3 separate regions of the Homo sapiens genome follow, and regions 1 and 3 are each linked to region 2. A link is an interaction called in ENCODE POLR2A ChIA-PET data of the cell type or tissue named here. Cell type or tissue: Caco-2. All regions are shown on one strand. Links, peaks and the distances in the headings refer to the core of each region. The heading gives the core; the rest is flanking DNA.

Evidence for each region. Peaks named below come from ENCODE experiments on the same cell type or tissue, not always from the same donor. Only the 100,000 strongest peaks of a DNase experiment are listed, where the experiment ranks them.
Region 1: POLR2A ChIA-PET joins it to region 2 with 8 read pairs; 2 of 35 experiments call an interaction of 5 or more read pairs at or near these places.
Region 3: POLR2A ChIA-PET joins it to region 2 with 7 read pairs; 3 of 35 experiments call an interaction of 5 or more read pairs at or near these places.

The regions. Positions count from the first base shown.
Region 1 is chr10:113,536,564-113,544,773 of GRCh38, reverse strand. No RefSeq gene overlaps it. Among named protein-coding and RNA genes, the nearest start is that of HABP2, 12 kb to the left of the region's middle. In Caco-2, for the core only: no CTCF peak of the experiment used is centred there; DNase peaks (open chromatin) are centred at 3,393 and 4,748.
Region 2 is chr10:112,584,691-112,592,900 of GRCh38, reverse strand. The region is part of intron 5 of VTI1A (vesicle transport through interaction with t-SNAREs 1A); the gene reads right to left. Among named protein-coding and RNA genes, the nearest start is that of MIR4295, 45 kb to the left of the region's middle. In Caco-2, for the core only: no CTCF peak of the experiment used is centred there; no DNase peak of the experiment used is centred there.
Region 3 is chr10:112,486,783-112,494,992 of GRCh38, reverse strand. The region is part of intron 3 of VTI1A (vesicle transport through interaction with t-SNAREs 1A); the gene reads right to left. Among named protein-coding and RNA genes, the nearest start is that of VTI1A, 44 kb to the right of the region's middle. In Caco-2, for the core only: no CTCF peak of the experiment used is centred there; a DNase peak (open chromatin) is centred at 4,222.

The DNA of each region.
Region 1 (8,210 bases), core at 1,599-5,598, 950 kb before region 2:
GCTGAGGCGGGAGGATAGCTTGAGGCCAGGAATTTGAGACCAGCCTGGGCAACATAGCCAGACCCCATCTCTATGTCAAAATATTAAAAATTAGCTAAGTGTGGTGGTGCACATCTGTAGTCCTAGCTGCTTATAAAACTCCTAGCTGTCCCAAGCAGGACAAGGTGAGGCAAGAAGATTGCTTGAGCCCAGGAGTTGGAGGTTACAGTAAGCTATGATCATGTTACTACATTCCAGCCTGGGTGACAGAGTCAGACTCTGTCTCTTAGGAAAAATAAATGAATGAAGACAGACAGAAATCCCTCTCTTGGCTACAGCTCATGGCCAAGCCATGGACTCCAAATTCAGAGGTGCCTCCCTATTTCCATAAGGATCCCTAGCTTTAAGTCATTGGTGGTTCGGACTCCTGTGATCTACGAAGTTTGGAAAGATAAGAGCCATTGATGCAGTACGACTTGCAGCCTCCAAATGTGGCACAGCCCAGTGTGAATTAAACACCTCAGAATCATTGATCTGCCCATTTGTACTTCCTTCCTTTCTTTAATCTTTCAGTGGGGCTTCAATCTTCCCTCTCACATTTTAAATTTCCTCTGTTCAGTGATTGTCTATGGAGGAGAGTTTATCACACTCGTGCATCTCTCCCATCCCATAATCAGCTCTGTGGAAACACAAGTCAGCCTCCTTGGATCTCCAGCCTCACAAACAGCACCTGGGCCATGTGATGCTTCTTGTTCTAAGTGCATCATTGATTTATTAAACATTTTTGCATAAAATTCTGCATGCATTTTGCATGTTGGAAAGCTACCCCCTTCCCTTCTGTGTAATAGAAAACCTGAAAGAGAGCAGGGATCTTGAGATTTGGGTGTCCCTTTCTGTCTCGATTTGTTGACTTTCTGAATAGAGTATGCTGTGATAGTTTCAAAAGCCTTTTTACTTTTGAGGAAGGCAGACCTCTGAGCACCTCTCTAAAATGTACTTCTAGACACTTCCTGGCATTGCCACCTTCCCTAAGCACATTTGTATGCTAGCTCTGTAGTGTGCTAGCAAGAGCCTGGGTTGGCATCAGACAGAGTCAGCAGAAAAGCCATTTACTAGCTGTGTGATCTTAGGCAAGTCACTTAACCTCTCTGAGCCTGTCTTGAATAAGTTTCGTGTGATGATATATTTCTGATGATATATTTTTGAGATGACATATGTGAAAATGCCTGGCACACAGTAGGTTCTGGATCCATATTCATTTATCTTCCTCTCTTTTCCTATTGCATTGCTTGATTTATTTCAAATTTATTATGAGAACCATGTATTTTCCTCCAAATTGGCATGATAATCGAAAGAGCAAATTTTCATAAAAGGAGTTAAACAAAAGTGGAAACAACACCACACACAGAGCTGTGTGGTTCCTCTCCCTGAGTCATGCATTTATTCACTCATTTTAGAAGAATTGATTGAGTGCTGGGTAATACAGAATCCTAAGATGCATAATATACTTCTGTCTCTGTTGGCGAAAGCCCAAATAGGCAACTCTGCAGACACTTAGGCAACCAGGCCCTGGCCAAGGCCAACTCCTACCCATGAAGGATGCAAGAGAATTGGAGGTAGGCACGTGGGAAGCATGATAAGTGTGAAATGGGTTCCATCAGTCATGACAGGCTAGCTCTCAGCTGCTACCCATCCTCTACCACACAGTCCAATCTCAGGCCATTCAGTGGAACCAATCTCCATTTTGGTGATTATTACCTATTACCAACAGGTATTTATTTATTGTGTTCCCAGTATCCAGTTTGGCTCTGTGGATAGAGAGGGGAGAACAGACCTCAGCCATGGTCATCTTCTCCATGCCTCAGTTTCCTCACCTGTGACATGAAGATAAAAATTGTACATACCTTATGGGATTGTTGTGACAATGACATGGGTTAGGATGTGTAAAGTTCAAAGTGCTTGGAACCATGCCATCACCTAGGGAGTGCTCTGAGAGCATTTGTTAAACGATCCACCTTCTGGAGTATCCATGGCAGGGGCTTCAAATATTGCTATTTAAATGTGCATCCATGGTACAGTTCATTAGCATAAAGAATGTTAAAAAATGCATTTCATTGACGAAGTGAGCAATACTCAAGATAGATGGTTAAGGCCGGCTGCGGTGGCTCATGTCTGTAATCCCAGCACTTTGGGAGGCCGAAGTGGGCAGATCACTTCAGGTCAGGAGTTCAAGACCAGCCTGGCCAACATGGCAAAACCCCATCTCTACTAAAAATACGAAAATTAGCCAGGTGTGGTGGCGGGTGCCTGCAATCCCAGCTCCTTCGGAGGCTGAGGCAAGAGAATCGCTGGAAACTGGGAGGCGGAGATTGCAGTGAGCCGAGATCGTGCCACTGCTCTCCAGCCTGGGCGACAGAGCAGGACTCCATCTCAAAAAAAAAAAAAAAAAAAAAGATAGGAGGTTGGCTAAAATGACTGAACAGACACTTTTGCCCTGGAATGTACAAGATAAAAGAATCTGGCAAAGCTGGCTGCCTGACACTTTCAGAGGAAATTTCTAGGTCTAGACCTCCATTTGGTCTTTCTTCTGACTTCTGGTCCAACCAGAAGGCCAGCTGACCCTGCTGTTGAGCTATGACTGCAAAATGATTCTTTCCTGCAAAATGTGTGTCAGAGTGCTGCAGAGGCAGAGTGGGACTTACTGGGACCCACATGTGGGTGATTTTCTGCCTCTTTGTACATGTGGCAGAACGACTTTCATTGTAAAACCACCAGGTAGCAAGGTTGATAGGGGGAGATGTATAGCTCCCACCTTCCTCTAATTATCAGAGACCCCTATTATTTCCAAAAAGAGCCTGACAGCTGTTGAATGGGCAAATTGGCTTAGGTCAGTTCACAACAGCTGAAGTGTTTAGAACAGTTCCTGCCACATAGCATAGCTCTCCCATGTTCAGCCACTACTACCCAGTAGCATAATTAGAGAATGGTCAAGTGTTAGATCACATGGAACAGATGACATTTGAGAAGCCCCAGAATTTGCAAAGAGCAAGGTCAGGAGAGTGTAGCCAGAGTTAAACTTGGCCTCCAGGGACTGGGATTTAGTGCCAGTTCCCTTCTGTATCAGCTTTGCATTCCTGGGCAAATCAGAAACGCCCCTAAGCCTCAGTTTTCTCAACTGTAAAATGTAGTTCATTTGATCCATTTTTGCCAATGTAGTAATTAAGGAGCTGGAATGCTTCCTAAACATAATGCCTGGCCCAAATGTAGGCGTTTCTTATTTCCTTGCCCCTACGGATCTCCCTCTTTCTCAATGTTGATTATTGATCCCTGTGCTGTCACAGTGCTTCGTGTTGAGCAGCCATCCCTGCGATTGTTTGCACAGTCAGTTTGTGCAGTGCTTATCAGTTGGCCTGGAGACAGGTGATTTTGCCCTGAATAGTCCCCTTTCTCCAGAGTTCATTTTCTCCTCCAACCCGCCCAGTCTGCAGGATGTCAATCTTCCAGCTCTCAGGCCTGGCTCACCCCCAGGCAGGGATCTCTGCAGAGGACATCTGCGGGACACCTGTTTGGGCACCCACAACATATCCCTTGCATCTGTCCTCTCAGCACTCTCTCACTGCCCTGCCTGTGGCTCAGGGTCTCAACATCTCTGCCTGGACCTTTGCAGTAGCCTCCAATTTCTCAGCCCTGCCCTCAAACCCAGTCTTCATGGTGCCAGAGGAGTCATCTTCTAAAATACCAATCTGGTTGTGTCACTTATCTGCCTAAAACTCATCCTCCATGCCTCATTGCCTATGGGACTAAGTCCAGACTGATTAGGGTGACACAGAATGCCCTGCCAATCTGGCTCCTGGCAACTTTTGCTTCTTCTTCTCTCCACCCAGCTTTATTCCTCACCATCTCCGCTCCCCTGATACATATCCTAAACTCTAGCCTTGTCTGATACCTTCATTTATTTGCACTCTAGAAGAGTCTTCTTCCACCTCTGGTCCTTGGAGAGCTCTACTCTTTTCTCTTTAAAAACACAGCTTGAGGCATGGCGCTGTGGCTCACAACTGTAATCCCAGCACTTTGGAAGACTGAGGCAAGTGGATCTCTTGAGGTCAGGAGTTCGAGACCAGCCTGGCCAACATGGTGAAACCCTGTCTCTACTAAAAATATAAAAATTAGCTGGGCGTGGTGGTGCATGCCTGTAATCCTAGCTACTTGGGAGGCTGAGGCAGGAGAATCACTTGAACCAAGGAGGCAGAAGTTGTAGTGAGCCGAGAATGTGCCACTGCAGTCCAGCCTGGGCAACAGAGTGAAACCATGTCTCACAAAAACCAAAACAAGACACAGCTTGAGGGGCCCCTGTGTGAAGCTTTCTTCCCCTAGAATCAGAGTCAGCTCTCTACTCTGAGGACTCCTCTGGGATCTTGTGAATTTATGGTCTTGAGACCCTGGTGTGTCACTTCTGAGGACACTTTGAGGCCTTGACTGTGGTTCTCTCATCTTTGGATGCCCAGCACATGTGGCATACAGTAGGTGCTCAATCATTGCTGAATGAAATGGATGTGTTGATATCACCTTAGGGGTGTGTGTGATAACAGGGATCTCAGAGGGGCATTTAGAAGAATAAAAACGGAAGGAGAAGGAGGGGCGTGGGGAGGCAGCCTTAGAAGCCAGGAGATGACGGGCCCACAGATCCAGTTTATCTTTCACCTCTTTAGCCTCGGGGCTAAGTCAATAGAAAAGGCAATGACAGCACATAAGTAAGGGACACATTTGTCAATAGGCTCCTGGGAATTGATTCTTGCAGAAACAGAGGCCTCCCTGGGCTGTCAATACTCTGGTTCCTGCGGGTTGTGGCTCCAGTCTGACTCATCCCCTGGCTCCCACTCAGATCTTTGCTGCGAGCTCATCTCAAGGGCTGGTGATCACAGGCAGGAACGATGGAGCTGGAGAAGAGAAGAAGAGAAGAGAAGAGAAGAGAAGAGAAGAGAAAAGAAGGAGAGATTCCAAGTATGAGAAAGACTAGACTTTGGAGGTAGAGAAAGGAGTTCACGAGCCAAGGACATAGGTGGCCTCTAGAAGCCAACAGCCAGCAAGAAAATAGGGATCAGAGACACAGCCCTGCTGACACGTGTGTCTGACTTACAGAACTATAAAAGAACAAATATGTGTTGCTTAAGCCACTAAGTATGATCATTTGTTATGGTAGAAATAAAGAACAACTAATAGGCTAAAATTAGTTGCTAAAGGAGAAATAGGGAAAACAGGCAAGGGTAACAACATGAGCAAAGGCTTGGAGGTAGGAGGGAAGTGCATGTTTAAAGAATGGAGAGGAAACTCCTCCTCCACACGGAGGTCTCATGAGGAAGCAGAGTGGGAGGGAACTTGGGGAGGGCAGGTCTGGGGCTCTGTGTGGTGCCAGGGGAGCTGGTGGCAAGTGGCAAGGACAGAAACAAGACAGTAGGTGAATGAGACTGGGACCCGCAAATGCAGATGCCTACAGGGCAGGTCATCTGAAATGAGTAGAACGAGGGAGGCAGAGGAACACAGCCTGAGAACTGGGACAAATGACAATTAACTGGAAGGTTGGGGGATCACTAGGGAGTGGTGGAGACTACAGCTAGCTGGGGATCTCAGGCCTGAGGTAAGGAGGCAGTCCCATCCAGTGTCAGCATCTTTGCCCTGCAGGAATGTGAGCCTCATGTGGCCAGACAGCTCATTTTTCTTTCTTTCTCTCTTTTTCTCTTCCTTCTTTCCTTTCTCTCTTTCTTTTCTTTCTTTCTTTCTATCTTTCTTTCTTTCCTTGTTTCTTTCTCTTTCTTTCTTTCTTTCTTTCTTTCTTTCTTTCTTTTCTTTCCTTCTTTCTTTCTTTCTCTTTCCTTCCTTCTTTCTCTCTTTTCTTTTCTTTTCTTTTCTTTTCTGGCAGAGCCTCACACTGTTGCCCAGGCTGGAGTGTGATGGTGTGATCTTGGCTCACCTCAACCTCTGCTTCCTGGGTTGAAGCAATTCTCTTGCCTCAGCCTTCTTGAGTAGCTGGGATTACAGGCACCTGCCACCATGCCGAGCTAATTTTTTGTATTTTTAGTAGAGATGGGGTTTCACTATGTTGGCCAGGCTGGTCTCAAACTCCTGACCTCAGGTGATCCACCCGCCTTGGCCTCCCAAAGTGCTGGGATTACAGGCATGAGCCACCGTGCCCGGCCTGACAATTCACTTTTCAAAAGAAGCCAGAAATTCAAAATGCTCCTGATACCCAAAAGTTGATAACAATTCATTGATGTTTAACCTGTGTGGGGCAACATGGTGTCTGTCACCTGAAGCACATCTGCAGGCCAGCTTCTGACCTGTGTTTTCTGCTCCCAGCTTTCTCTCTTCCTGGTTTCTGGATTCCAGGCTGATTCTCCCTTTGGACTGGGTAAGCCCCCAGGGTGATTACACAATTCAGGAGTGGGAGGCTTGAGGGGTGCAGAGTCTGGACTTCCCACTAGCAAGGGCCCCAGTGATTCATTATTAAAATAAGAGATGAGATCATCCTTCCTCTTCCCAACCCCTCTCCCCAAGCATCCCCCAAAGAAAAGGAAAAGAAAAAAGAAAAACGCTTTCTGGCATGCTTGCTCTTAACTTTTGGGGCCAAATGGTGACAGTCAGGGGTGCAGGTGCCAGGTAAGGATGACTGGGCTGCCATTCTCAAAACATGCTTAAGGCTTGCATGGCCTCGGATAAAGCAGTCCCTCTGACCCTTAGTTTCCTTACCATATAGGGTTTTGGTGAGCATCACATGGGGTAGACCATGCAATATGCTTTGCTGTTGTTTCTTGATGTGTTGTATTTATGAACATGCAACCTAGACTGCATGCCCCCAAAGTGAAGCATGCATATGCATGCATTACTTATTAAAAGTAATGCAAAAACCGCAATTACTTTTGCACCGTCCTAATAAATACCTGCCGACTTCCCCTTAGACCCTGGACTTTGGTGCTGAGGAAAAACAGGCCTGGGTGGGGGCTTGCTGCCTGGGTTGAGGGAGGGCAGGGACAGGACAGGCAGCCACAGTCCTCCCTCCTGGCCCTGCCCAGACTTACCTGGAGCCTTTGGGAGGGGTGACAGAAAGGGAGGGCAACAGTTTGGATTTCTTGTCGGCAACTAATTTATGCTGCATTTTAATCTGAACTGAATTAAATATTCTTCTTCCCCAAAGCTATCATCTATCCAACTCTCTACCAACTCTCTATCTATTGTAATTAATTCTTTTTACCTTTTGCTTTTGGGATTTTTTTTTTTTTTTGAGACGGAGTCTCACTCTGCTGCCCAGGCTGGAGTGCAATGGGGCAATCTCAGCTCTCTGCAACCTCTGCCTCCTGTGTTAAAGTGATTCTCCTGCATCAGCCTCCCAAGTAGCTGGGTGCTCACCACCACGCCCAGCTAATTCTTGTCATTTTAGTAGAGGCGGAGTTTCACCTTATTAGCCAGGCTGGTCTTGAACTCCTGACCTCAAGTGATCTGCCCACCTCAGCCTCCCAAAGTACTGGGATTATCGGTGTGAGCCACCACTCCTGGCCTTCTTTTTACCTTTTCTATGTTACTAGGCTGAGTGTCGCTGGGGAAGCAAGTCTAAGTGCTAAAGCCTATATATAAGAAAAATTCAAGTGGGAGCAGCTACCCTGGGGTATTTGTCTCAGAGTTTGCCCTCCTGAAGGAGCAGATCTGAGTTACTGAGAGTATAGTCACCTTCAGCCACTTCACAATGTGGCAACACCACAGTGTCATTTTTCTTTTTCAACTTTTATTTTAGATTCGGGTGTACATGTGCAGGTTTGTTACACGGGTATATTGTGTGATGCTGAGATTTGGGGTACAAATGATCCCGTCACCCAGGTACCAAGCATAGTACCCAACATGCAACCTAGACTGCATCCCCCCATTTTCAACCCTTGCTCCTCTCATTCCCTCCCACTTCTAGCAGTTCCCAGTGTCTATTGATCCTGTCTTTATGTCCATGAGTACCCATTGTTTAACTCTGAGACTGCAGTTTGACCAAAAGTCTCACTTGAGCTAACTTTCAGGGCCAAATGGGGTCAGTCAGGAGCGCAGGTGCTGGGTAAAACTGGCTGGACTGCCACTCTGGAAACGGGCTTAAAGGCTCATGTGGCCCCTGATAAAGGATAAAGCAGTCGCTCTGAGCCTTAGTTTCCCTACTTTACAGGGTTTTGGTGAAGATCATATAGGGTAGACCCCCCTCC
Region 2 (8,210 bases), core at 1,839-5,838:
TTCCTTCATGGAACGTAACACAAGTCTAATTGTAGGTTTATCCACAGGATTCACTCGGTTAACACCTTCCTTTCTTCCTGTGGACTGAAAGATCCATTCAACTAAGAGTAACATCCAGTTTTATTTGCCATATATCCTCATAATTTGCTGATTGTGTAAATGTATATGGGCACCTTGTCTAACCATTTTTTTAGGTTCTCTGAGGATGACATATATTCCAAATGCAACATTTATAGAATTGGGCACCTACTGTGTGCAAAGTACTATGTCAAATAATATGTGGATGTAAATCAAAGCACGGATAGATCAAGTGCTGTGATTTGGTCAGGGAGAGATGAATGCAAATAGGTAAACTGATATGGAGTCTAATGAAGATGCACCATTGCGGAGGCAGAAACTCAATGGCATCAACAGATGCAGGAGTGATTTTTCTGATTGGGGCTTTCCCAGAAGCCTTTATGGAGGAGAGGTCCTTTGAGGTAAGCCTTGGAGGATGAACAGATGATGACTGTTAGCAATGGTGGGGGAAGGGCATTTTGGATCCATGTCTTCATTTCTTGTTGTTGCTGTAACAGATGACCAAAAGCTCGGTGGCTTAAAACAGTACATATTTATGATCTCACAGTTCTTTAGGTGAGAAGTCTGGTGGGCACTGCTGCTTCCTCTGCTCTGGGTCTCACAAGGCCAAGATCAAGGTGTTGCCCAGGCTGTGTTCATTTCCAGTGGTTGTGGGGATGTATCCATTTCCAAACTCCTTCTGGTTACTGGCTGAACTTGTTCCTTGTGATTGTAGGACTGGGGTCTTGGTTTCCCTGCTGCTTGTCAGCCAGCGAACTCTCTTGGCCCCTTACACTGTCTACCTTCCACGTCACATTGTCCCTTTACTTTTAGACCAGAGACGACATATTTGGTCCTTCTCACGTTCAAATCTCTGCATCTACCCTTTCTGCTGAATCTCTTCTGCCTCCAACACAGAAAGTTTTCTGCTTTAAAGGGCTAACATGATTGGATTAGGCCCACTGGTTAATTGAGGAAATCTCCTAACTTCAGGTCTGTTACTTTAATTACATCTGCAAACTTCCTTTTGGCATGTAATGTAAAGTATTCACAGATTACAGGGATTAAGGCATGGACATATTTGGAAGGGGACCCTTCTGCCCACCAAGTCAGGTAATCTGCAGGATGATCAGTATAATACAGTTGGGAATATAGCGAAGGAGCTTAAGGGCCTTGAACACCAGCCTGAGATGTCCAGATTTTACCTTGCCATAAGGAAAGGGTAAAGACCTTGAGAAGTTAAATTTCAGTATAAAACAATTAAACAGTACACAATTGTTTAAGTAAAGTATCTCTTCTTCGTTTTGTGTGTGTGTGTGTGTGTGAGACGGAGTCTCACTCTGTCACCCAGGCTGGAGTGCAGTGGTGCGATCTCTGCTCACTGCAAGCTCCGCCTCCTGGGTTAATGCCATTCTCCTGCTTCAGCCTTCCGAGTAGCTGGGACTACAGGCACCTGCCACCACACCCGGCTAATTTTTTGTATTGTTAGTAGAGACAGGGTTTCACCGTGTTAGCCAAGATGGTCTTGATCTCCTGACCTCATGATCCGCCTGCCTCGGCCTCTCAAAGTGCTGGGATTACAGGCGTGAGCCACCACGCCCGGTCAACAGTATCTCTTCTAACATAAACCTGAGTACCCAACAGAGAGGCTGAATTCCTGAGCTTTGCTTGCTCAGCTCCTGCCAATGCTGCCCAGAATGGAAATATCGTAGCTGAAGCTATTTCTTTCTTTCTCTTTTTTTTGAGACAGAGTCTCGCTCTGTTGACCAGGCTGGAGTGCAGTGATGCAATCTCGGCTCACTGCAACCTCTGCCTCCTGCGTTCAAGCGATTCTCTTGCCTAAGCCTCCGGAGTAGCTGGGGTTATAGGCATGTGCCATCATGCCCAGCTAATTTTTGTATGTTTTGTACAGACAGGATTTTGCCATGTTTGCCAGGCTGGTCTCAAACTCCTGGCCTCAAGTAATCTGCCCGCCTTGGCCTTCCAAAGTGCTGGGATTACAGATGTGAGCCACCATGCCTGGCCATATTTCTTTCTTGAGTTGTGGTTATCTCACTATACATTAATTATTATCTTGGGCATATACCTTCTGTTCTCGTTTCCAATCTCTGGGCTAATGAAATAAATAAATTTATTTTATTTTTATTAATATTATTATTGTTTAGACAGGGTCTCGCTCTGTCACCCATGCTGGAGTGCAGTGGCGTGACCACAGCTCACTGTAGCCTCGACCTCCTAGGCTCAAACAATCCTCCCACCTCAGCCTCCTGAGTAGCTGGGATTATAGGCATGCATGCCACCATGTCTGGAAAATTTTAAGAAGGGGTCTCACCATGTTGGCTAGGCTAATCTTGAACTCCTGGGCTCAAGGGATCCTCCCACCTCAGCCTCCCAAATTGCTGGGATTGCAAGTGTAAGTCACTGTGCCCAGCCTGCAATAAATAAATTTATACATCTCTTTCCCACATACACAAACATATATAGAGAGGATATTCTATCTGCCCATCTGTCTGTCTGTCTGTCTATCTATCTATCTATACATTCATCCATACAACCAATACTCCACTTTCTTCTTTATAACATTCTCTGATTCACTAAGTATACATTTTCATTATCATCTCTGAGTAATAAAATTTTCTTAATATCAACTAAACTTTTGAGTAGCTACCAACTTCCACCTCTAGGTCCTAGCTAGGACTCAAAATATCCCTAATAGAGATCAGGGTAAAAACATCTGGGTAGAAGAGTAAACCATGTTCAGTTACTGAGTTCATCTTCTGAGTACAAAAATATTGTGTCATGAAAACGAGAAATCTGCACTTAAATAGCACCCTAACATTAAGGTTTGGCCCTTCAAACCCTATACAAATTAAATCTATAAAAAGGAAGAAAACTATAAATCATCAACTTTAAGGAAATGCACATTGCAATTCCCATGAAATAAATTCAGGCTTTCTTAACATAAAATATTCTCTCTTCTGACTTAATTCTTGTGCATGCAGTAATAATTTCCTCATCAAGAACTCAGATTCTGATGTCAGACTGCTGGTTTAAATCCCTGTTCTACCATTTTCTAGTAGCATTACTTCAGCAAACAACTAAGCTCTCTGTGGTCTCTTCACTATAAATGGGGACAATAAAAATACCTACCCCAGAGGGTTGCAGAGAAGACTTAATACATGTAGAGCACTTGCAACCGTGTCACACACAGTGCATGCTCAACAATTAGCTATTATCATTACTATTATTTTTTAGCTATGTCAGATGTTATTCTTTAGAATTCATATCCCCTCCTTTTTTCCCCTGTATTAGTTCGTTTTCACGTGGCTGATAAAGACATACCCAAGACTGGGCAATTTACAAAAGAAAGAGCTTTACTGGACTTACAGTTCCATGTGGCTGGGTGGAACTTACAGTTCCACGATCATGGTGGAAGGTGAAAGGCACGTCTCACATAGCAGTGGCAAGAGAGAGAATGAGAGCCAAGTGAAACGGGTTTCCCTTAATCCAATCATCAGATCTCATGCGACTTAATTCACTACCATGAGAACAGTATGAGGGAAACTGACCCCATGATTCAATTATCTCCCATTCGGGTCCCTCCCACAACACGTGGGAATAATGGGAGTGCAATTCAAGATGAGATTTGGGTGGGGAACACAGAGCCAAATCATATCACCCCCCATGTATTAAGGGGAAAGAGGTTTTAATTTTATGAAGGCAAACCAGTTCCCTGACACAGAAAGACAAAATAGTTCTTTTACCAGCTAACATCTTCGACATTTGTACATTCACTGTAAGTTAAAAAAAAAAAAAAAAAAAAAAGACAAGGAGTCAAAGTGTTGAAATATGTAGGGAATGTGGTGATAGAAAATGACACCGATGCTTTTGACTGAAATAAATACCTCTATCCCTTCCAGGAACTGTGTTCTGCAAGTGAGTGAAGGTGTCAGGAGAGGTAAGAAAGCTAGACAAAGCCTGAAGTAAAGGAGCAATGTGATTAAATAAAGCCATGACACAGTGATGACGTGCATGGAAGTTAATGCTGCCAGGAAAGAGAAAGTGTTGAACACATTTACTATAATACATTAAAGTCCCACACAATGATGGCCTATGTGAGGAATACGGGCTTGCAAGGCCAATAAAAATGACCTTTCATGCATTACTGTTCCCTACTACTTGCTACTTGCAGTTTTAAGACTCAGGAAAGAGCCTGCCTTTAAACCATTTGGAGTGAAACATAGCCTCGTCCTTCTTTTTGCTCTCACTTTGTAAGACGGGGTTATTATTCATTTCAAAAGAAGATGTACAGTAGCTCTGAACTGAATAGAGAAACCTAATTTTCAAACATGTTACAACATAATATTTTCAGTCTTTCACTGAATGACTTCAAATATTCAACAAGTAGTACTTCCTACAAATATACTACTGTGAAGTGATACTCTGAAATTTATTATATTGACTACTTTTGTTACTGCCTTGCTTTAAAAATTAGGCATTTTAAGTTTTTATTTATTTATTGTTTCAAGAGAAAAAAAAACTTCATAATGGTATGGCCCAATTACAATTATTTTAGATTAGCTGGAAAAACAAACTATAGTTTATTGCTTTTTGCTCTAGGCCACTTAGATTTTCATTTATATATTTCTGTTGCCTGTCTACCTTTTTCTTTTCATAAAACTTAAGCTCAATGTAGAGAAGCTGAACACACAATTGAAGCTAAGTTCAAGTTAGAAGATACTGCACAAGCTCCTTTAAAAGCCCCATCAGGTTTTCTTTACACATTTTGCCATCTTAATCCACTTCATTTTTCCTTTATGACATCAGAGTAGCAGTGGTTTTTAATTTCATTTCAATGGGAAAGAAGTGGCATTTAAACCTTAATTTACTAAAACCAACAAAGCATAAGTTAAGGGTAAAAAAAAAAAACCACTTCTCTTGAATAAAGTACTGCATTAAGAATGTAAGAAGGCAGCAGAAGCACTTCAAACAGTCCAGGAATTTGGAGGGAGGGAGGAGAAGAAGGAAGTCTAAAAGTCATTTTCTCCCCTAATACTGAGGGGAAAAAACCTTTATGAAAATCTTACTAATTTTTTGTAATCTATTTTTATAATTCCAGTCTAATTCTTAGTTCTAATTGTATCTGTACATTTGCTAATTAATATTCAAATTATGGGAACAGGCATAGGTAATGTCATTACATTTAGTTGTCCAAGAAGTGCAACTTAAATAGTAGTAAATATTCAACATTTTCTGCAGAGGTACCTTTTGATATCAAATTTTAGAAATTCTGTTTAACATAGCCATTTGGTCTTCATCAAAGTTTATTATCTTTCTCTCCTTTTTGCTTCATTAATGTAAAGGAGTCCTTTTAATTTAATATTCTTTCCAATTACTTTCTCTTAGTCACAGTTTGACTTATTTTTTTATGCCAGCTTTTAATTTGGTATTGTTTAACTTTCCTTCTCCTATGTTATAAGCTCTTTGGGGCAAGAACATACAATATACACTTCTGAAGTTTTCCACAGTGACTAACTACTGCAACAGTAGGTACATGGCAAGTATTAAATTTGTGAAATGAATCTTTGGAAAACAATGTTTACTCAGAACATTTATAGAGCTACGAAACCTTGGGCATGTTTTTGGAAGTAGCACAAGCAGAAAAGTCATAATTTCCCACAAATTTTATTTAATTAAAACATTATTGCAGCAACAGATGTTGATCCCTGTAAAAGAAATATATATTCCATACATAGTGTCAGGGCCCAACTGAAACATACAAAACCCTACTCAGATCCTAAATGCAATGCCTAGGAAAGTCAAAGACAAACAAATGAAAATGTGAACTTACATATATAAATGAATAGTGCTAGAACAAGCTAAGTTTATGGATGTGGAATTTCTGAGTTTAAATTTCAAGGTCCATGAAAGAATGAAACATGTTTGCTGCTCAAAACCACTGGCCATTTTTAGACGACTAAATCACCAGTGGTTACCCTAAAACTAAGTGCTATAATAATAGGATGTGCAAAATGGAGATGTTGGAAATGAGAAATTCTGAATTTGTTTACTTTGGTCTTTTTTACCATGGCTATGAGAGTAACTGTTTTGACTTCCGACTTTGTTAACCACAATTGTTTCTAAGGAGATCGGCTAGAGGAGGCAGCGGGGTACACAGAGAGGCAGCAGGAACAAAGAAAGAAGAGGAAAGGATGAAGAGAGGACAAAAAGAGATAAGGAAGACTGAGAAAGTATTACTTGCTTTTGAGATTACAGGTCACATGCAATGTCAAAATTATCCTTTATTTTATCCAGTTGAAAAACTAGTGGGTCTCTGTTGAAAATAGGCTTTATACAGAGGATTGCAGGAAAACTAAGGAAAAAGGTTCTCTTTTGCACCTGTAATGTTCACTTATTCCTTCTCAGTTTTAACGAATCATTTAAAAACGCCCACTTCGCACCATAATTAGCTATTTTATTGGCACTATTAGCAGTGCTGAAAAACAACCCAAAGAAGGTTAGTTCTTATTTTAAAATGAAATGAGTTTACACGGATAATACAAAAGGTCCAGAATAAATAGCAACCAAGGAGGAGTACAGAGCTTCCTTGAATGCTTTTTTGGCTGCGAAAAAGAATGTTGCCACAAAAATCTGTTTTGCATCATCTCAATGCTTGAAACAAGAACACATAATTTAGAAGGAAAAAAAAAAAGCCACTCTTTATGCCACTTAGCCATAAAGAGCAAAGTCGTGTTAGAAATAGCTTCCCTGTGATATTTTGGTACATTTCTGGGTTTTTTCAGCAATCGACGTAATTATGTGGTTTGAGAGGGCAGTGTTTACCCATATTACCATTTATACACTGTATACAAACAGAGGACTTGACTCCAACAGTCTGATGAGCACATGGGTTTGCAGGCACATCCTTGACCTCTGAGGAAGCCCAAGTGGTTTTATCAGAAGTAACTGCAATCTTTAAGGCTAGATAATGTTGATTTCTGATTCAGCTTCTGTCTGTCCGAAACACCCAACACTTTTTATGCTAGAATGCTATATTACAGTTTTGGAATACTGTTTATGTACTCTATGTCAATATGCTAATTCTTTCCAAAGTTACCGACATGGTGCAAAGAGGCGGCGAGGGTGTATGTGACACAACCAAAAAAAAAAAAAAAAAAAAGAAATCCACAATCTTTTGTTGTTTCTCTGTACCACTTGATGCCAGAAATAAACTCCCATATCTTTCCCTGTGCCTTCTCTGCAAACTTTGGAATGATTTCTGGGAAGTAGAAAAGGAAACTTATGCCTATAAGAATATTCAAGCTTGGCAAATCATTGCATATGTTAGGATGACTCTAAATGCTAACTTTATTGTACAGAAAGTTCTTTCATGAAAATGACATTCTTTTTCAGTTAAGAATGTTCAGATGTCAAAACTGGTGCAAAAAAAAAGTAACAAGCTGTAATAGCTGTTCTGAGCAGCAAAAAGTACAAAATCATGTTTTAAATATCACACAACTGAATCTATTCAGTTGGCATCCTAAGTGGCATGCCTGTTTCATCAGGCTGATGGCCAAAGCCCTGCTGGAGTGATTCATAACAGTGGTGCACCTCGCCCATTCATGTCTCGTACTGTCTGCGACACTGTTTACACAAGTTAGGAGATGTGAATCGACATTTTGTAGCATACATTTTCTTCTGTGTGGCCCTTTATTAAAACTGGGATGGTTCCCAGTAGCATTATATATTCTACATAAGTTGATCCACCCTCAATTAAAGAAGCTAGTTTGTGTAATCCTTGTTATTAAAATGACTTCTGCAACAAAATGCAGATACTACTCCATGTTAAGATTCCAGAGTCTTCTGACTAATTTTCACAATTCTGTTTTCAAAAGCCTGTCAAATAACATTCTAAATACATCATGGTTATTTTACTTCAAAAGACTACAGATTTAAATGTACTATTTTGGTACCTGCCCCTCACTATCTCTCTCCATAGAGAGAATGTGAATATGCTATCCCAACTCACTGCATGTAAGGAGGCTATGGAACCTCCTGCGCCTACATTTCCTTCTCTGTTGAATGGGGACAATAATTCTATCTATACTCCACGGGTTGGTGCAAAGATTAAAGGAGGAAATGCTTATCAAGAG
Region 3 (8,210 bases), core at 2,505-6,504, 99 kb after region 2:
AAAAAAGCTCCGATTCTTAGCTTCCCAAGCCTGTTTTCAAATTTTATTATAGCCCAATATTAACATTAATCTGGGTAATAATATAGAAAATGTCCACAGGTTTAAATTTTAAAAGCAGCTAGCTGGTAGGGGAAAATTTAGAGCTTTAAACACTTGTCTTAAGAAAGAAAGAAAGATCTGGCTGGGTGCGGTGGCTCATGCCTGTAATCCCAGCACCTTGGGAGGCTGAGGCAGGTGTATCACTTGAGTTCAGGAGTTCAAGACCATCCTGTCCTGGCCAACATGGTGAAACACTGTCTCTATTAAAAATACAAAAATTAGCTGGGTGTTGTGGCATGCACCTGTAATCCCAGCTACTCGGGAGGCTGAGGCAGGAGAATCACTTGAACCTGGGAGGCGGAGGTTGCAGTGAGCTGAGATGGCGCCACTGCATTCCAGCCTTGGCAACGGAGCGAGGAAAGGAGGAGGAAAGAAGGAGGAAAGGAAGAGGAAAGGAGGGCAGGGGAAGGGAAGTCTAAAATCAATCTCACTTCTAGAAAAGAAGCTAGAAAAAGAAGAGCAAATGAAACCTGGAGTAGGTAGAAAAAGGAAATAAAAATCAGAGTCAAAATCAACAAAACAGAAAACAGATAAATAATAAAATAAAAGAAACCAAAAGTTGTTTTTAAGACACAAAAATTACAAAACCATGAACAGAAGAGGAGACATTTGTTACAGACACTACAGAAATAAAAAAGATTATAAACAAATATTATGAAGAATTTATTGTCAATAAATCAGAGAACTTAGATGAAGGGCACAAATTGCTAGAAATCTATAAATTATAAAAATAGACTCAAAAGATAATAGAATATAAGAAGTAACAAAATTAAATTAGTAAAACAATCTTTTCACACAGAAAGCTCAGACTCAAGTGGCTTCACTGATGAATTTTCTATCAAACATTTAAGGAAGAAATAAACAACCCTACACAAAATCATCATTTAGAAAACAGAGGAAGAAACACTTCCTAACTTGTTCTATGAGACTAGCATTACCGTGATGCAAATGTCAGATAAAGATACGACAGGAAAACTCCAGACCAGTATCCCTGGTAAACAGAGATGTAAAAATCCTTAACACAATATAAGTAAACCAAACAGCAACATATAAGGAGGGTTATACACTATTACAAAGTAAAATTTATCCTACGAATACGAGGCTGGTTTTACATCTAAAAATCAATTAATGCAATATATATTAACACAATAAAGGGCAAAAACAACATGACCATCTCAACAGAATGAAATAGAATTTGATGAAATCCAACACCTATTTATAATATAGACTCAAAACAAACTCAGAATAAAAGGGAAATTCCTCAACCAGATAAAGGGCATTTACAAAATACCTGTAGCTAACATCATTCTAATAGTGAAAATCAGAATACTTCCCCCTAAAATTGGATGAAAGCAAAGAAATCCATTCTTAGCATTCTTATTCAGTATTATATCAGTGTGTAGCCAGTGGAAAAAGGGAAAAATAAAAAATAAAGAAAATTTTAAAATTAAAGGTATACACATTGGAAAGAAGTAAAATTGTCTTTATTCACAGATGACATGATATTTTATGTAGAAAATCCAGAAGAATCAACAAAGAAAACTACTTGAAATATTAAAAGGGTTCAGCAAGGTTGCAGGATACAAGATGAATATACAAAAATCAATTGTATTTCCATGTACTAACAATGAAAAAATGAAAAAGGAAAGAAAAAACATAATTCACGACACAATTAAAGAGAAAATATTTAGAAATAAATTTCACAAAAGAGGTACAAGACCTGTATACTGAAAACTACAAAACATTGCTAAAAGAAATTAAAGAAAATCTAACTAAATGGATTGGAAGATGTAGTATTTTTAAGATAGCAATTTCTCCCATATTGATTTATCCAGATTCTATTCAACAAATTAATATAAAATTTCTAGAAAAGGCAAAACTATGGAAAGAGGAAGCAGGAAAGCAGGTCAGTGGTCACATGGAATGGGAGTACGAATGAGGACGGACTGCACATGATCGTGAGGGAGCCTCTAAGAAGTGTCATAAAACTCGATTACGGTTATGTTTGAACAACTGTATAAATATCCTAAAAAAATCACTGAATTGTATATTTATAATGGAAAATGTTATGCTATGTGAATTATAACTCAATCAATTTTTTTTTTGCTTTTTTTTTTTTTGAGACTGTTGCCAGGCTGGAGTGCAGTGGCGTGGTCTTGGCTCACTACAACCTTTGCCTCCCAGGTTCAAGCGATTCTCCTAGCTCAGCCTCCCAAGTAACTGGGATTACAGGCATTCTCCACCATGCCCAGCTAATTTTTGTATTTTTTTGTAGAGACAGGGTCTCACCATGTTGGCCAGGATGGTCTCAATCTCTTGACCTCATGATCTGCCTGCCTGGGTCTCCCAAAGTTGGGATTACAGGCATGAGTCACTGTGCCTGGCCAATTTGTTTTTTTATAAGAAGTAGCTGGTCTATAGGAGAAATAGCTTTTATCTAACAAATAAATCTGTTATAATATCAAAACAGTACTACTGACTGCGGCAATTGCAATGATATACCGCGCAGAATTTCTGAGTGTAAAAGACCCTTAGGGCTAATATCAAAGGCTCCCCTTGTACCTTATATGATGTTTCTTGTTGTTATTTTTCTGAAAACACTTCAGAGTGTCCACAAATATCTATTAGTCCCTCAGTTTATGGTTTACTGAGTGACAACATTTTGGGACTGATCTAAAGATTCTATATACCCCTTATTGACAAGAAAGTGGGGTGGAAAAGGGGAGATTGGAGACGACAGAATCTTCGTTAGCAATGGGAAGTCTGTGGAATAAGACACAGCTGCCTTTTAAGAACATTATGTCTAGGGAGGCAGTGCCCAACCTTGATCGAACATTGGAATCACCTGGGGAGCTTTTTAAAACAATCCCTGGGTCCTGGCTACACCTAGACCAACTAAACTAAAATCTCTGGCAGGGGATCCAGGCATCAGTAGTTTCTAAAGCTCTGCAGGTGATTCTAATGTGCTGCCAAAATTGAGAACCACTGGCTGAGGGAAGAGGCGGAGGCTTAGGAACCTTTATTTTTATGCCCAACAGGCTCCTGGAAAAGTGGTTTGGCATAGTTGCATTGTAGCACCTAGAGCTGCTGTATAATGTGGTGCAGTAGTTACCATCCACATGTGATGACTGAGCCCTTGAAATATGGATAGTCAGAACTGAAATCTACTGTAGGTGTAAAACATATATTGGACTCTGAAGACAAGAAAAAAAGAATGTAAAATATCTCATTAAAATTTTTAATATTTATTACATTTTGAAACGGTAATATTTTGTTTGGAGCTATTAGATTAAAGAAAATATATTACTAAAATCAATTTCGCCTCTTTTGTTCTGCATTTTTTGATGTGGTTACTAGAAAACTTAAAGTTACATATGTGGCTGCCATAACACTTCTATTGAACAGTGCTGATCTTCAGTCTTAAAAAGAATCACATCTCAGAGCTGAAAATGACCTTTAGAACCACTTGATACAATCTCTTCATCTTACAGATAAGGAAACTGAGGTCCAGAGAGAGAAAGTAACTGGCCTTACATGACTCAGCTAGAAAGTAACTTCACTGAGATTAGTCAGGTCCCCTGACTCCTGCTGTCTATGCTTATTTCCATTACACTTTTCCAAGGATTGTTAAAACAAAAATGCTCTATCATCTCCTCTCAAAATAGAATGTTTAATTTAATCAACTGGTACTGAAATATGTCCTTTTTTTAGAGTACATTTTTTCCCTCTAGGATTTTGATGTAAGTCTCCTGCCTACAACTTCTCCTGAGTTTGGTGCCATACATCGAATGTTCTACTCTTGTCATGAAATAAACCAAGGAAAATATAAAAAGATCAGATCTCACATTCCACTTTATACTGGGGAAAGGTGGTATGTCAAAGAGCACTTGCAGAAACACCACAGAAATAAACTTAAGGGAAAGAAATTGGTAGGGGAGGGTGGGCAGGGGGGTTGAAACACAATGAAAATAATACTTTGTGTTCCTATTTTAAGTGCCTTTCTCAATGCTATATGCATAGCAGCTAGAGGCAAGCTGGAAAGCAGCCAGGTCCCGGCTGCCAGCAAAAATTTTGTCACCTCCTTTGAACATCTGAAGTATGTTTACCCAATAGATTTCATTAAATTACACTTCCATTAGGAAGCATACAATGTTGATACTCATCTCAAAGATCAAAGGGATCGCTAAGAGGCATGTCATCCTGCTCCCCAGCTGATTGCTATTTCTGGGCCAATCAAGGAAAGGAGCCAGAACAATACTTAGTTTAAAAAAAAAAAAAAAAATTGTAGCATCTCCCCAAGGACTATAGACTAAGAATCTGCAGCCCCATTATCAAAATGAGCATATCATTAATGACAATACACATATAGTGAGTTATTTTAATACAACTCCTACACAACAAACAAGCTGGATTTGGGTCATTAGCTGAATCTGTAAAACAGTATTTATGAGGGCTGAAAAACTCTTTAGTAAAAATACAAAGTTTAGAAGATTGAGAAAGAGTTTTATTACAAATGCAAGAGAAAAATGTCGTATTTATTAATTTCACTGTGACTTTCAATAAACCAACCGGTGAGCCAAACTGGAGATGGCTATTTAATCACCGACAGGTTGTAAGACTTTTTTCTCATTTCACTATTTTGTTGTTGTTGTTGGATGATTTAAAAAGAAACAGCAGAAATACATTTATTTTAAAAAGGCAAAAATGATTCCATCTTGAGATCCAATAATTTACCATGAAAGCACTTAATTTCCAGGAACAAGTGGCATTGATTTAAAAAGAAATAAGGTCTAACCACTGAAAATTAATAAATAAAAACAAGTCATTTCAACTGGGTAAAAATATATCAGGTAAGTTTAATAGAGAGTTAAAAAGAACAAGGTAATGACAATGGCCCAAATCTTTTATTTGACGTTAGAATGGTGGCTCAGCAACAGCTCAATTTTCTAATCCAGATTTCAGGTAGTGGGAACTCTTCCAATATTTTTTATTGTGAGGAATTTGATCAAAATGGGATTAAAAAGGCAAAGTTCAGGCAAATGTTCATTCTACAAGCTCTTGTAGTAAAGGTAAATTACCTATATATAGCCACAACCCACAATCTAGATTTCAGCTGCTCCCTTTCAACATGTAAGTCAACCTCTTGGTTATCCATATTTGACACAGCATATGAACTCTAATTATCTATCTTTTGCAATTAATCATCTGACAATGACATTTCCTGCACTTATAAGCATCCAGCTGGGAACTGAGTTTTACTCTGAGAGAGAAAAAAAGAGAATTCAGGTTCCTAACAAATTACTTCTAATTAACCAGAACCTTTTTTAGTCATCCCAATGTAAAGATGCCTACAGCTAATCAAAGAATTTATTGTTTGCATTCTTAATGATACTTTAAAATTTCATTTAAATTTCCCCAAAGAGCAGTTCTGGAAATGTATTTCACTAATATTACTTAAACAAACATTCTGTTTGGCAGTACACAAAGAATGGGGGGTTGGGGGAAGGAAATAATTTCTAAGGGAAAGCAACTTAGAGTAGGATGAGAAACAGCACCAAACAAAATTAAATAAAGCAGAGATTCAGGGAGTACCTTGTATCTTCCAATAAGTCCAGGAAATTGACAGAGCTGAGTTATAAAAATTTTAGAGCTGGAAGAGATCTCAGGGATCATCCACTCGAGTAGTTCTCAACGTATGGTCCTGTGACACCAGCTTCAGCCTCAATATGAAACTCTTCAGAAATGTCAATCCCCAGGCCCTGTCTCGGCCCCACCTGGGCCTTCAGAATCAGAAACTCCAGGGTAGACCCAGCAACCTGTGTATTAACAAGCACTCCCAGTGATTCTGATGTTGCTTGAGTTTAAGAACTACTGGTCTAGTCTAAGCACTTCATTGTACAGATGAGGAAACTGCGAGCTAAGAGGCCAAAGTTCCAAAACACGAGAATAAAATAAAAGGATGACATCAAAGAGTTTACTATCATCTTTTTTTCCTTTAATTAAAAAAAACTTTGTTAATACATAAGATATAATACTGTAGTTTCTAGGACTACTGAGGCTTGCATTCCCCAACAGTGCTTCCTTTCATGGTATACTTAGCTCTTGGGACCCAAAATACATAGACATTCCTAGAGTATTGGTTACCCATTCCTCCAAACATAATATTCCACAAATATTGAACCAAAAAGAAATGAAGACCAGAGAAATTAGAGGAAGCCAGAGTCCTGCATGACTTTTAAAAAGTCAGACCACTACAAGAAGTGCAAATTATAGAAGACAAAGTGGTACACTGGAAGTAACGCTGAATACAGAATCAAATAATATAGGTTTCTAATTCTTGCTCAAGCCACTGATCAGCTCAATAATATTATTAAATAATACCTTTGGGTCTGGTTCTGGCTGATATGGATAGCAAAATCCTCTATCTTAACCAAGAATAACAGAGGCATTTTAGTCAGACTTAGGAAAGCTCTGCATTATAATGATAGTTCGACTTGGTACTCTTCACTTAATACAGAGAATAGCTAGTTGGACAATTATTTCAATTTTTCTAGAATATTAGATTTGATAACCTTATTCATCTATTCATTCAGAAATATTTACTTAGAATTTATATGCTCTTACATAGCATGCTATATCACAGTTCCTGCTCTAAAATAGCATATAATGTAGTTGGAGCAACAACACTAATTAAACAAAGTAAACTAAAAGGCAATATAAGGTTTAGTACCTGATAGTACAAACATTGGAGAATGCAGGATGAAGCAATAAGGAACATGTTTAAATTAAATTGGAAGTATGTATTCTGACACTACCACAGTACTCTTTTAATTTATTTATAACATGATGAAATGTGACCCAATAAGCCAAAATCACTACCCAAACAGTTATTTGAACATTTCTTTGCATAATTATCACTGTTTTCTTAAACAATCTACACAGGCAGAAAATGTACCTATTAATTACTACCAAATGTACCAAACTACCAAATTACTACCAATATACCTATTAACTACTACCAAAATATTTGTATAAATTTAAGTTAAATTCTGAGATGACAGCCAATTTTTAAGTTAAACTATTTGGACAAAAGTGTTTTCTTCCTTTCAGGTAAATATATTATAAAAGATATATAAAGTAGAGGGGATGGCATCAGCCAGAAAGACTAAGTTGGAGTAATGATTTTTGAGTTATATACAGAAGGCCATAGGTTACAAGCAGGAGGAGAGAATTCCAGACAGAATAGCTTGTATAAAAAGACAACTAGGTGAGAGTAAGTGAAGCAACTGTACATAACAAGGTCCGATTAATTTGATTACAGCAAGCAAATAAAGACAATTTATGCTTGTAAAATGATGAGGCTTGGGGGTCAGGAAGAACTGGGAGCAAAATGAATGCTACAATGCCAAATTTGGATTTGATCCAATTGCCAATGATAAACCTTGCATGCCTCTCAAAAATGCAAGATTAGGCCAGGCACGGTGGCTCACACCTGTAAGCCCAGCACTTTGGGAGGCTGAGGCAGGTGGATCATTTGAGGTCAGGAGTTTGAGACCAGCCTGCCCAATGGGGTGAAACCCTGTCTCTACTAAAAATACAAAAATGAGCCAGGTGTGCTGGCACACAACCATAGTCCCAGCTACTTGGGAGGCTGAGGCAGGAGAATCACTCGAACCGGGGAGATGGAGGCTGCAGTGAGGCAAGATCATGCCACCTCACTTCAGCCTGGGGGACACAGTGTGACTCTGTCTCAAAAAAAAAGCATTTAAGTTTGTTCAGTTTTATCATAGTATTTCTCAACCCGGATGCAGAGTATTTATAAGATATATATGCCTACACAAGCCTCCTTAATCTGAGGTCACTTCTCCCTTTAAATAGTGATAGTATCTCTATTAAATAGTGATAGTATCTCTATCTGAAATATTACTGTTTTAACAGAACCATACACAATGCACTGCGGTAAAGAGAGATTAAATGTGGCAAAATCAAAAATCACTATAAATAGAAGAATGTGGATGTGGAAATGCAGAAATTACTGTGGCCTAGGGATTGGCCATAAAGTCAAGGAAAAAAAAAAGATTTATGTATAAGTACAAAACTTAGGGTACCAG